Linked DNA regions of Homo sapiens: region 1 is linked to region 2. Evidence: chromatin loops called from intact Hi-C (ENCODE). Cell type or tissue: heart right ventricle. All regions are shown on one strand. Links, peaks and the distances in the headings refer to the core of each region. The heading gives the core; the rest is flanking DNA. Region 1 has its middle 90 kb from the start of MARCHF5. Region 2 has its middle 140 kb from the start of MARCHF5.

Evidence for each region. A loop is a pair of places that touch in the nucleus more often than their neighbours do. Peaks named below come from ENCODE experiments on the same cell type or tissue, not always from the same donor. Only the 100,000 strongest peaks of a DNase experiment are listed, where the experiment ranks them.
Region 1: a loop joins it to region 2, with 7 times the contacts of the local background. A loop is called at or near these places in 5 of 110 quality-filtered maps.

The regions. Positions count from the first base shown.
Region 1 is chr10:92,378,839-92,384,216 of GRCh38, reverse strand. No RefSeq gene overlaps it. Among named protein-coding and RNA genes, the nearest start is that of MARCHF5, 90 kb to the right of the region's middle. In heart right ventricle, for the core only: no CTCF peak of the experiment used is centred there; no DNase peak of the experiment used is centred there; H3K27ac peaks cover 1,298 bases.
Region 2 is chr10:92,427,759-92,433,136 of GRCh38, reverse strand. No RefSeq gene overlaps it. Among named protein-coding and RNA genes, the nearest start is that of MARCHF5, 140 kb to the right of the region's middle. In heart right ventricle, for the core only: no CTCF peak of the experiment used is centred there; a DNase peak (open chromatin) is centred at 2,233; H3K27ac peaks cover 3,033 bases.

The sequences.
Region 1 (5,378 bases), core at 269-5,268, 49 kb after region 2:
AGGTAAAATGTTGGGATACAAGAGCAAATGAAGCTGTTAAAACTTTCAGCTAAGAGATTGATTTTTCTAATTACCACTTAATGTCTTCCCTTCTGGGCCTTGGAAGGCCTGTTCTCTGTTATTTAGGATGCAAATTATTTGGATTTTCTAATGCAACTAGCTTAATGTAAAATTCTTCACATACTAAAATAAATTTTCCTTAACTAACCTGTCTGGTGGAATAATTGGCTATAAGTGGTAATGATATCATTACTCTTAACTAATTACTGCTCTCTGAATTTACCCTGTTTTTGCTTTCTTGAGAAGTGACGATTATAATAATGTTTATTAATCTTACTGATACTAATAAATATTAAGAACCAATATTTAATGAGTACTTAGATGTTCTAGGCAATGATCTAAGCTTTTTATATATTCTATGTCATTTAATTCTTACATACATTCTATGATATAAGAACTGTTATGATTCATACTTTACTGATGGGGAAATTGAGGTACAAAGGAGGTCTGGTAACTTGCCCAAGATTATAGAGTGGTGAAGTTGGAGCTAGTATTTTCAACCCAGACAGTTTAACTCCAGAGTCCATTCTGATGACCACTATACTAGGCTTGAGAAATGCTTGCACATGTGTGTAAGGTACTATAAGAGGCCAGGCACAGTGGCTCACGCCTGTAATCCCTGCACTTTGAGAGGTCAAGGCAGGCAAATCACTTGAGCTCAGGAGTTCAAGACCAGCCTGGGCAACATGGCGAGATCCCTGTCTCTATATAAAAAAAATATATATATATATATATTCTTTAAAAGGTACTATAGGCCGAAGCTGGGCACGGTGGCTCATGCCTGTAATCCTAGCACTTTGGGAGGCTGAGGTGGGCGGATCACCTAAGGTCAGGAGTTTGAGACCAGCCTGGCCAACATGGTGAAACCCCGTATCTACTAAAAATAAAAAAAATTAACTGGGCGTGGTGGCGGGTGCCTGTAATCCCAGCTACTCGGGGTCTGAGGTAGGAGAATTGCTTGAACCCGGGAGGCAGAGGCTGCAGTGCAGTGAGCCGAGATCACGCCACTGAACTCCAGCCTGGGAGATAGAGCCAGACTCCATGAAAAAAAAAAAGAAAAAAGAAAAGGGTCTGGAAAGGAAGGTATACACCAAACTGACTCTAAGAAAGAATGTGGAAGGGGAAGAATTTCACTTTAAATTTTGATATGCTTCTGTGATACTGTGAAATATATATTTGGTCTTTGCAGGTTTCCTGGCATACAACTCCTAAAATGCTTGGAATCTTCAAAGTGATGTGTGTCTTTTTATATGCTAATAACTTGACTGATGGCTGACAGCCTCTAGGTAGCATCAGCGGTAGAAGTGGCTCCACAGAAAGATTAAGGCAGGCTTATCAGCTGCACCTCCCAACCTTTGGGGAGAGGAGAAGGGCTGAAGATTGAGTTGATTATCAATGGCCAATGATTTAATCAGTCACACCTGTGTAATGAAGTCTCCATAAGAACTCAAAAGGACTGGGTTCAGAGAGCTTCCGGGGAGCTGAACATGTGGAGATTCCCCGCGAGAACCTCCCCCTTCTCCCATACCTTGCTCTATACATCCCTTCATCTATATCCTTTGTAATATCCTTTTTTTGTTGTTTTATTTTGATTTTTTGAGACAGAGTTTCACTCCTGTTGCCCAGGCTGGAGTGCAATGGTGCAATCTTCACTCACTGCAACCTCCACCCCCTGGGTTCAAGTGATTCTCCTGCCTTAGCCTCCCGAGTAGCTGGTATTACAGGCACGTGCCACCACGCCCAGCTAAGTTTGTATTTTTAGTAGAGACAGGGTTTCACCATGTTGGCCAGGCTGGTTTTGAACCCCCAACCTCAGGTAATCCACCCGCCTCAGCCTCTCAAAGTGCTGAGATTACAGGCGTGGGTCACCGCGTCCAGCTTGTAATATCCTTTATAATAAACCAGTAAACACAATTAAGTGTTTTCTGTGAGTTCTGTTAGCCACTCTAGCAAATTAACGGAACCCAAGGAGGTAGGTTGGTGGGTCAGAAGCACAGGCAAAATAACCTGGGAGTTGCAATTGGCATCACAAGTGGAGCTGAGTCTTGTGGGACTGAGTCCTCAGCCTGTGTGATCTGATGCTATTGAGATGGAACAGAGACCCCTCCTCCCCCCAACACCCACTTAGGTGCCTGTTGAGCACCCCACTCCTAAGCATGGAAATCAAGAAAAATCTTGAGTTCCTTTAAGAGAATTTCCAGGCGCCCAGCAAGCCCTGAGAAGTTGATAAGCAAGGAGATAATAGTAGCCTAAAACAATAGCCCAGAACACCAGAATTTTAGGATGTTTGGTTTCCTTAGAAACTAATGATAATATCTTAACACATGTCTCTGTGTTGTTTTTGAGAAATGTGGACTCCCACGGAATGGATCTGCCAGCATGCAGACATCAGACAATGGGGAGCTGAGGACTGAATTCTGACCACTGTTCTTTGTTATAAATTTATTCCCGAGGGGCCTAGAGGGAGTCACACCCGTGAGCCAGAGCTAACATTCTTTTCTCCTGACCCCGGTTTTTTTTTCTTTTTTTCATGTGGCAGCTCACTGTCACCCAGGTTGGAGTGCAGTGGCATGATCTCAGTTCACTGCAACCTCCGCTTCCCAGACTCAAGCGATCCTCCCACCTCAGCCTCCTGAGTAGCTGGAACCACAGGCACATGCCAGCACGCCTGGCTAATTTTTTGGATTTTTGGTAGAAATGGGGTTTTGTCATGTTGCTCAGGCTGGCCTCGAACTCCTGAGCTCAGGCGATTCACTCGCGTTGGCCTCCCAAAGTGCTGGGATTACAGTTATGAGCCGCTGCGCCCAGTCTGACCCCAAATTTTTAAACAAAGCTTCTCTTCCTTAACTAATTGCAAATCAGAAAATCTTTGAGTCTGTCTATGACTTGTAAGCCCCTGCTGCAAGCTATCCCACCCTTTCAGGCCAAAACCCATGTGTAGCCTCCATGCATTGATTTATGATTTTACCTGTAACTTCTGCTTTCTTAAAATTTACCCCTGCCAGATGGGCATGGTGGCTCACGCCTATAATCCCAGCACTTTGGGAGGCTGAGTTGGGTGGATCACCTGAGATCCGGAGTTCGAGACCAGCCTGACCAACATGGTGAAACCCCGTCTCTACTAAAAATACAAAAATTAGCCGGGCGTGAGGGTGTGAGCCTGTAGTCCCAGCTACTCAGGAGGCTGAGGCAGGAGACTCGCTAGAACCCGGGAGGCGGAGGTTGCAGTGAGCCGAGATCGTGCCACTGCACTCCAGCCTGGGACACAGAGGGAGACTCCATCTCAAAAAACAAACAAAACAAAAACCCTTACCTGCAAGCCATTGGGGAGGTGAGGACTTAAGCATGAGCTACCTGATTTCCTTGCTTGTTGCCTGCAAATAAACGCCTTCCTTTCTCTCACTGCAAACCTCGGTGTGACTATTTGGTCTTACTGTGCCAGGAGATTGGACCCCAGTTAGGTTTGATAACACTGTCTTGAGGTAGGTAGGGTCAGAATTGACTTGAATTAGAGGACAGCCAGCTGGTGTTCACTGCAGAATGCATGGCTGGTGAAATCCCCACACATCTGGTCACAGAAATCTTTTGTGATTGTTAAGCAAGAGGATATAAAAAACACTTTTTTTCCCCTGCATTCTCAGAGCTTCTGTATCAGTTGAAGTTTTTGCAACAAGCACATACCATTTAGGAAATTAAGAAAAACAACAAAAATTTTGCTCTATAGAGAAAAACCAGAAGAATATTCTTCAAGCTATTAACAGTTGTCATTTCTGCAGATCTAGGGAGTGGGTGGAATAGAGGAATGTATGAATTTTATAAGGAGACAGCCACAATAAATATACGTTGTACAAAAGTTATTCTGCCTTGGTAAGGAGAGTTGATGAGAAATCTATAGAATCTTGTCTTGAGAATCCTATCCTAATTTCATTTTTTCCTGCAACATTAATTCTTATTCCCTGTACACTGTTATTCAAATGAAGGTGATATTTCATTGCCAAAAACCACCCTACAGTGGGGATAAACTGTGTTAGGGATGCAGGGACTGAGCATTTCTTCAACTAGAATCCTTTTGGGGGGCCTGGACTCCAGAGCACAACCAAAACAAAACAGAAATCCCCTAAGGCTGAAGGGAAGCATAGCCCTTGCTGGCTCACATAGTTAGCAGTACCTGAAGAATGCCCAACAAAACCTAGTTATTAATCCTGGTACAAGACAAAATTCCAACAAATTTAGTTATAGATTTAATTGGCTTTTATTTGTCATTCATGAGTCAGGGCAGCCTCCATTCTACAAAATAAAATCAAAGCTCTCACTTGGGCAGTAGCAGAACAGTGGGTTTTGTAAGGTGGGAACATGGAAACAGAACAATAGAAAAAATAAATTGATGCAGTGGGGACTTCTTCATTATGTTGACTAAGGCAGACCGGGATCTCTTGTTTCCAGAAAAACTGGTCTGTATCGGGATCTATCTGCTACCTTAAAGTTTCAGTTTGATTATGTGGCATTTAGCATGAGTGACTCCATTTTGGTTTGATCTGGTCTGCTTGGGACTAGTGCTCAGTACAATATAATGACTTCTCATAATTTTTGTTTAACAATCCCAAAGACTTCTGTGATTTACTTTTTTTTTTTTAAGAGATAGGGTCTCACTATGTTGCCCAGGCTGGAGTGCAATGGCTATTCGCAGGCGCAGTCATAGCTCACTGCAGCCTTGAACTCCTGGGCTTAAGCAATCCTCTTGCCTCATCCTCCCAAGTAGCAGGGACTACATATGCACCACCATGCCCAGCTGTTAGTCATTTTTAAAAGAGATGATGGAAATATTAAAAAATGAATAGAGGTGATTTACATGTGGGAAATGGGACTGAAGATATGCTTATGTATCAATTGAAGTTTTTTTTTTGTTTGTTTTTGTTTTTGTTTTTGTTTGTTTTTTTAGAGGGAGTCTTGCTCTGTTGCCCAGGCTGGAGTGCAGTGGCACGATCTCGGCTCACGGCAACCTCCGCCTCCAAGGTTCAAGCAATTCTCCTGTTTCAGCCTCCCAAGTAGCTGGGATTACAGGCACCCACCACCACGCCCGGCTAATTTTTGTATTTTTAGTAGAGACAGGGTTTCACCATGTTGGCCAGGCTGGTCTCGAACTCCTGACCTTAGGTGATCTGCCCTCCTGGGCTTCTCAAAGTGCTGGGATTACAGGCATGAGCCACCGAGCCCGGCCTCAGTTGAAGTTTTTACAGCAAGCACATCAAATTAAAGAGAGACTAGAGCAGGGCAGACTTTAAAAAATTTTCTTCTGTTCTGTTTGAATTTTTAAAATC
Region 2 (5,378 bases), core at 167-5,166:
CTCTGTTCCCTTGTAGGGAGAGATGGTCAATGAGATCTAAGTGAAATCACTAAGGAGGGCTTCCCTTCCTGAATAAAATGACAATACCTCAGTACAAGAAGTGTCTTTTTCCCTTGTCCCTCCACCCCCGAATTCTTGCTACCATCTTCCTGGGGACATGAAACTTAGAAGTGGAGCAGCCACCACTGGCCATGAGATGACAAGTGTGAGGACAAAAGCCACTGTAACTAAGAAGGACAGAATGGACAGGTGAGAGCAGCCCGGATCCCTCCCTGATGGCGACTATGGGCAGCTTTTATGCTGATCAGCCTCCCGAGTAGCTGGGACTACAGGGGACTGCCTATCCCTGCACTTGCTATGAGGGGAAAAGCCACTGTTGATCAGGCTTCCTGTTGTTCTCCGATGTTGTTAGGGCAGGAACACTTGGCAGATTTCCTGGTATTTACAATTAGACACTTAATAAATGGAGGAATTTATCCCTTACTGAACATCACTGAGAAGTTGCTATGTTGGCATATAGAACATAAATATATTTACTTATTTATTTTTATTTATTTTTGCGGGAGACCGGAGTTTTATTACTCAAACCAGTCTCCCATAAATATATTTATAATGTTGATTTTAGACATTATCCTTTCTAAAGAGACCCTGTGGGCTTTAGACAAAGCTAAGACTTGAGAAGCTCAAGTTCCTTTGTTGTTGTTGTTATTTCTAAAAAGTATGTATTAAATGCCTAATTGTAAATACCAAGAAATCTGCCAAGTGTTCCTGCCCTAACAACATTTTCTGAGCCAAAATGCACAGTTTGGGTTTGGCATGGTCGCTCACACCTGTAATTCCAGCACTTTGGGAGGCCAAGGTGGGAAGCCAGGAGTTCAAAACCAGCCTGGGCAGCATAGTGAGACCCTGATTCTATATAAAACAAAGAAAAAGAAAACAAAATGCATAGTTTGACATATCAAATGAATATTTTCAACAGAACTGTGCTAGATAATCCAGACTGTCCATGGCTCTACCTGACACAGCCTATGATTTCTTCAGGGTAAGCACCAGATCAGGACACATACATCACTGCTATGGCCGAACACACAGACAATGACACAGAAACAATAAACCAAATAGCAACAGACAACAAGGTGTTTGCATCAAGATAAGCCTAATTTGGGTAAGGCATGGTGGTTCACACCTGTAATCCCAGCACTTTGGAAGGCTGAGGTAGTCAGATGGTTTGAGCCCAGAAGGTCAAGACCAGCCTGGGCAACATGGCAAGGCCCTGTCTGTACAAAAAATATAAACATTAGCCGGGCATGGTGGCACGTGTCTGTTGTCCCAGCTACTTGAGAGGCTGAGATGGGAGGATTGATTCAGTCTGGTAAGTCAAGGCTGCAGTGAGCCATGATCTTGCCACTGCACTCCAGCCTGGGCGACAGAGTGAGAACTGGTTTCAAAAATAAATAAATAGGCCGGGCGTGGTGGCTCATGTCTATAATCCCAGCACTTTGGGAGGCTGAGGAGGGCAGATTACGAGGTCAGGCATTCCAGACCAGCCTGGCCAACATGGTAAAACCCCGTCTCTACTAAAAATACAAAAATTAGCCAGGTGTGGTGGTGCGTGCCTGTAATCCCAGCTACTCAGGAGGCTGAGGCAGGAGAATCACTTGAACCCAGGAGGTGGAGGTTGCAGTGAGCCGAGATCGTGCCACTGCACTCCAGCCTGGGTGACAGAGCGAGACTTCATCTCAAAAAAGAAAGAAAGATGAAAGAAAAAGAGAAAAGAAAGAAGGAAGGAAGGGAGGGAGGGAAGAAAGGGAGGGAAGGGAAGGAAGGGAAGGAGAGGAAGGAAGGGGAGGAAGGAAGGGAAGGAAAGGAAAGGAAGGAAAGGAAGAAAGGAAAAAGAGGAAAGAAAGGAAAGAGACCTAAGTTGATTTTAAGAGTAAACAACAAGGCATCTAATTGGAAAAAGAACTGGGAACGAGTAAGAGTTCCACATTTTGATTCAGCAGAGTGGTAATTTGCTATTCAGGGGTCAGAATATTCAGGATAGTTGCTATTCTGTGGTCTGCAGCAAAAGGATTTAATGGAAGAGGATTTCCGTGAATTCACTGGCTGTTTAAGGAATTGGAGAAAACTGAGTTGGCAAATGGAGAAAAGATATTATAGGCACATGATGTCACCTTGGAAAAGGTCATGAAGGCAAAGGCAGGCCCTCCCTGGAGCACAACATAGTAATGTGTCCCCTGGGGCTGTGTCATATGCCATCCCTGTAAGCAGCGCAGGGGAAAGTGAAGTGCACTTGGATAAGGCAGAGGTGATTGACTAAGAAGTAGGAGGAAGTAAATGACATTAAATGTTGAACTTCATTGGGGTCTGCTCCTACACATTTCTTTCTTGCTTTTATTTTATGACATGCTGTTAACTCTCAACTTTCTTTTTTTTTTTCTTTTTTTTTTTAAGTTGGAGTTTCGCTCTTGTTGCCCAGGCTGGAGTGCAATGGTGCAATCTCGGCTTACCCCACAACCTCCGCCTCCAGGGTTCAAGCAATTCTCCTGCCTCAGCCTCCCGAGTAGATGGGATTACAGGCATGCACCACCATGCCTGCTAATTTTGTATTTTTAGTAGAGATGTGGTTTCTCCATGTTAGCCTGTTCTCAAACTCCCAACCTCAGGTGATCGCCAGTCTCAGCCTCCCAAATTGCTGGAATTACAGGCGTCAGCCACCATGCCTGGCCTTAACTCTCCACTTTCTATCTCCAAACCTAATCTCTCCCTGAATCTCAAATTCATTTCCAGCTGCCTCCTGGCTATCTCCACCTGGACTTTTGCACAGTCATTTCAAACTCACCATGTCCAAAAAGGAACTTCCTTTTTTTTTTCCTGGGACAGAGTCTTCGCTCTGTCGCCCAGGCTGGAGTGCAGTGGCTCGATCTCTAGCTCATTGCAACCTCTGCCTCCTGGGTTCAAGTGATTCTCCTGCCTCAGCCTCCCAAGTAGCTGGGATCACAGGAGCATGCCACCATGCCCCGCTAATTTTTGTATTTTTAGTAGAGACGGGGTTTCACCATGTTAGTCAGGCTGGTCTTGAACTCCTGACCTCATGATCCGCCCACCTCAACCTCCAAAAGTGCTGGGATTACAGGCGTGAGCCACCACACCCGGCTCCAAAAAGGAACTTCTTAAACTGTCTTTTCTTTCTGTATGCTCATTTTCTCAGTCCATTTTTAATTTTTTTCCCCGATTTATTGAGGTATAATTGACACAGTCTATATTTGTTGACAACTATTTATCAGGTGCCTACTCTGTGCCACTCACTGTGCTAGGGCTGGGATAGAAGGATGAACAAGACCAGACATGGTTCCACCCCACTGCCTTTTCAATCTAGAGAAGCAGACTGCCACCAAACAAATAAGCCTGGCCCAGCACGGTGGCTCAGGCCTGCAATCCCAGCACTTTGGGAGGCCAAGGTGGGAGGATTGCTTGAGCCTGGGAGTTTGAGACCAGCCTGGGCAACATAGTGAGACCCTGGGACTACAAAAAAATTAAAAATTCCCTGGGTGTGGTGCTCGTGCCTGTAGTCCCAGCTACTTGGGAGGCTGACATGGGAGGATTGCTAGAAGCCCAGGAGGTTGAGCCTGCAGTAAGCTGCGAAGGTGCCACTGCACTCCAGCCTGGGTAACAGAGCAACACCCTGTGTCAAAACAAATGAACAAAGAAACCCACAATTACATATTTCCATCTATGATGATAGAGGAATGGAGGTGAGTGCCATCCGAGAGTACAAAAGGGGTACTTGAGATCTAATTAAGTAGAATTTTACCCACCCCATCACCTATGCTAGAAAACTGGATGTCATTCTTTTCCTTTCCCTCTCTTACTGTACAAATAAAACCAATCACCTCATCTTGCCTATTTGACCCCCTAAGTATTTCTCAAGCCTGCTTCCTATTTCCCTTCTTCATTATTCTAGCGGAGACTGTCACCTTCTTCTACTTGGACCGTGCATTACTCTTTGATGCCAGGCTTTGTACGCTTTCCCCTTCTGCTTCACTCTACCACCCCACCATGGCTTTTCATACTGCCTCCAGGCAGCTTTATTCAAGACCTATATCTGACCATGTGGCTTTCCTGCCTAAAGCCTTTCCCATTTTGTGTTAAAAAGTCAACTTCACTTTTAAGTAAATTAATAGATTTTATGGGGGAGGAGTATAGTTTTAGGTTTACAGAAAAATTGAACAGAATGTACAGAGAGTTTCAGAATACCCGCCCTTTTTTTTTTTTTTTTTTTTTTTTTTTGAGACTGGATCTTGCTAGGTCACCCAAGCTGGATTGCAGTGGAGCTATCTTGGCTCACTGTGACCTCCACCTCCCAGGTTCAAGCAATTCTCCTGCCTCAGCCTCCCAAAGTGCTAGGATTACAGGTGCCCGCCACCACGCCTGGCTAATTTTTGTATTTTTAGTAGAGGTGGGGTTTCACTGTATTGGCCAGGCTGGTCTCAAACTCCTGACCTCAAGTGATCAGACTGCCTCAGCCTCCCGAAGTGCTGCGATTACAGACCTGAGGCGCCTGGCAATATCCCTATTATTAACATCTTGGATTAGTGTGGCACATTTGTTATAATTGATAAATCAGTATTGATATATTATTGTTAACTAGAGTCCATAGTTTACTTTAGAGGTCAGTCTTTGTGCCATTTTTTTTCTTCTATAATTTTACTCTTTTTTGTTTGTTTGTTTGTTTTGAGACAGAGTTTCACTCTTGTCATCCAGGCTGGAGTGCAATGGCACGATCTCGGCTCACTGCAACGTCCGCCTCCCGAGTTCAAGTGATTCTCCTGCCTCAGCCTTGCAAGTAGCTGGGATTACAGGTGCCCACCATCACGCCCAGCTAATTTTTGTATTTTTAGTAGAGATGAGGTTTCACCATGTTGGCCAGATTGGTCTCGAACTCCTGACCTCAGGTAATCATGAGCCACCATGCCTGGTTAATTTTCCTCTTTTCAATGTCATCAATTTTTGCAGTAATTTTTTTTCTTCTGCTTGTTTTAGAGATGGCATCTCACTATGTTGCCCAGGCTGGAGTGCAGTGGTGCAATCAAACTCCTGGGCTCAAGCCATCCTTCCACCTCAGCCTCCTGAGTAGCTGGGACTACAGGTGTGCACCACCAGCCTGGCTAATTAAAAAAAAAAATTTTTTTTAAAGACAGGGTCCCACTATGTTGCCCAGGCTGGTCTCGAACTCCTTAGCTCACTTGTTTGGATTTTGATTGGGATTGCATTGAGTCTATAGATCAAGTTGGGAAGAAATGACATCTTAACAATATGAGTCATCCTGTCCATGAATATGAAATATCTCCTCATTTATTAATATTTAGATCTTCTTG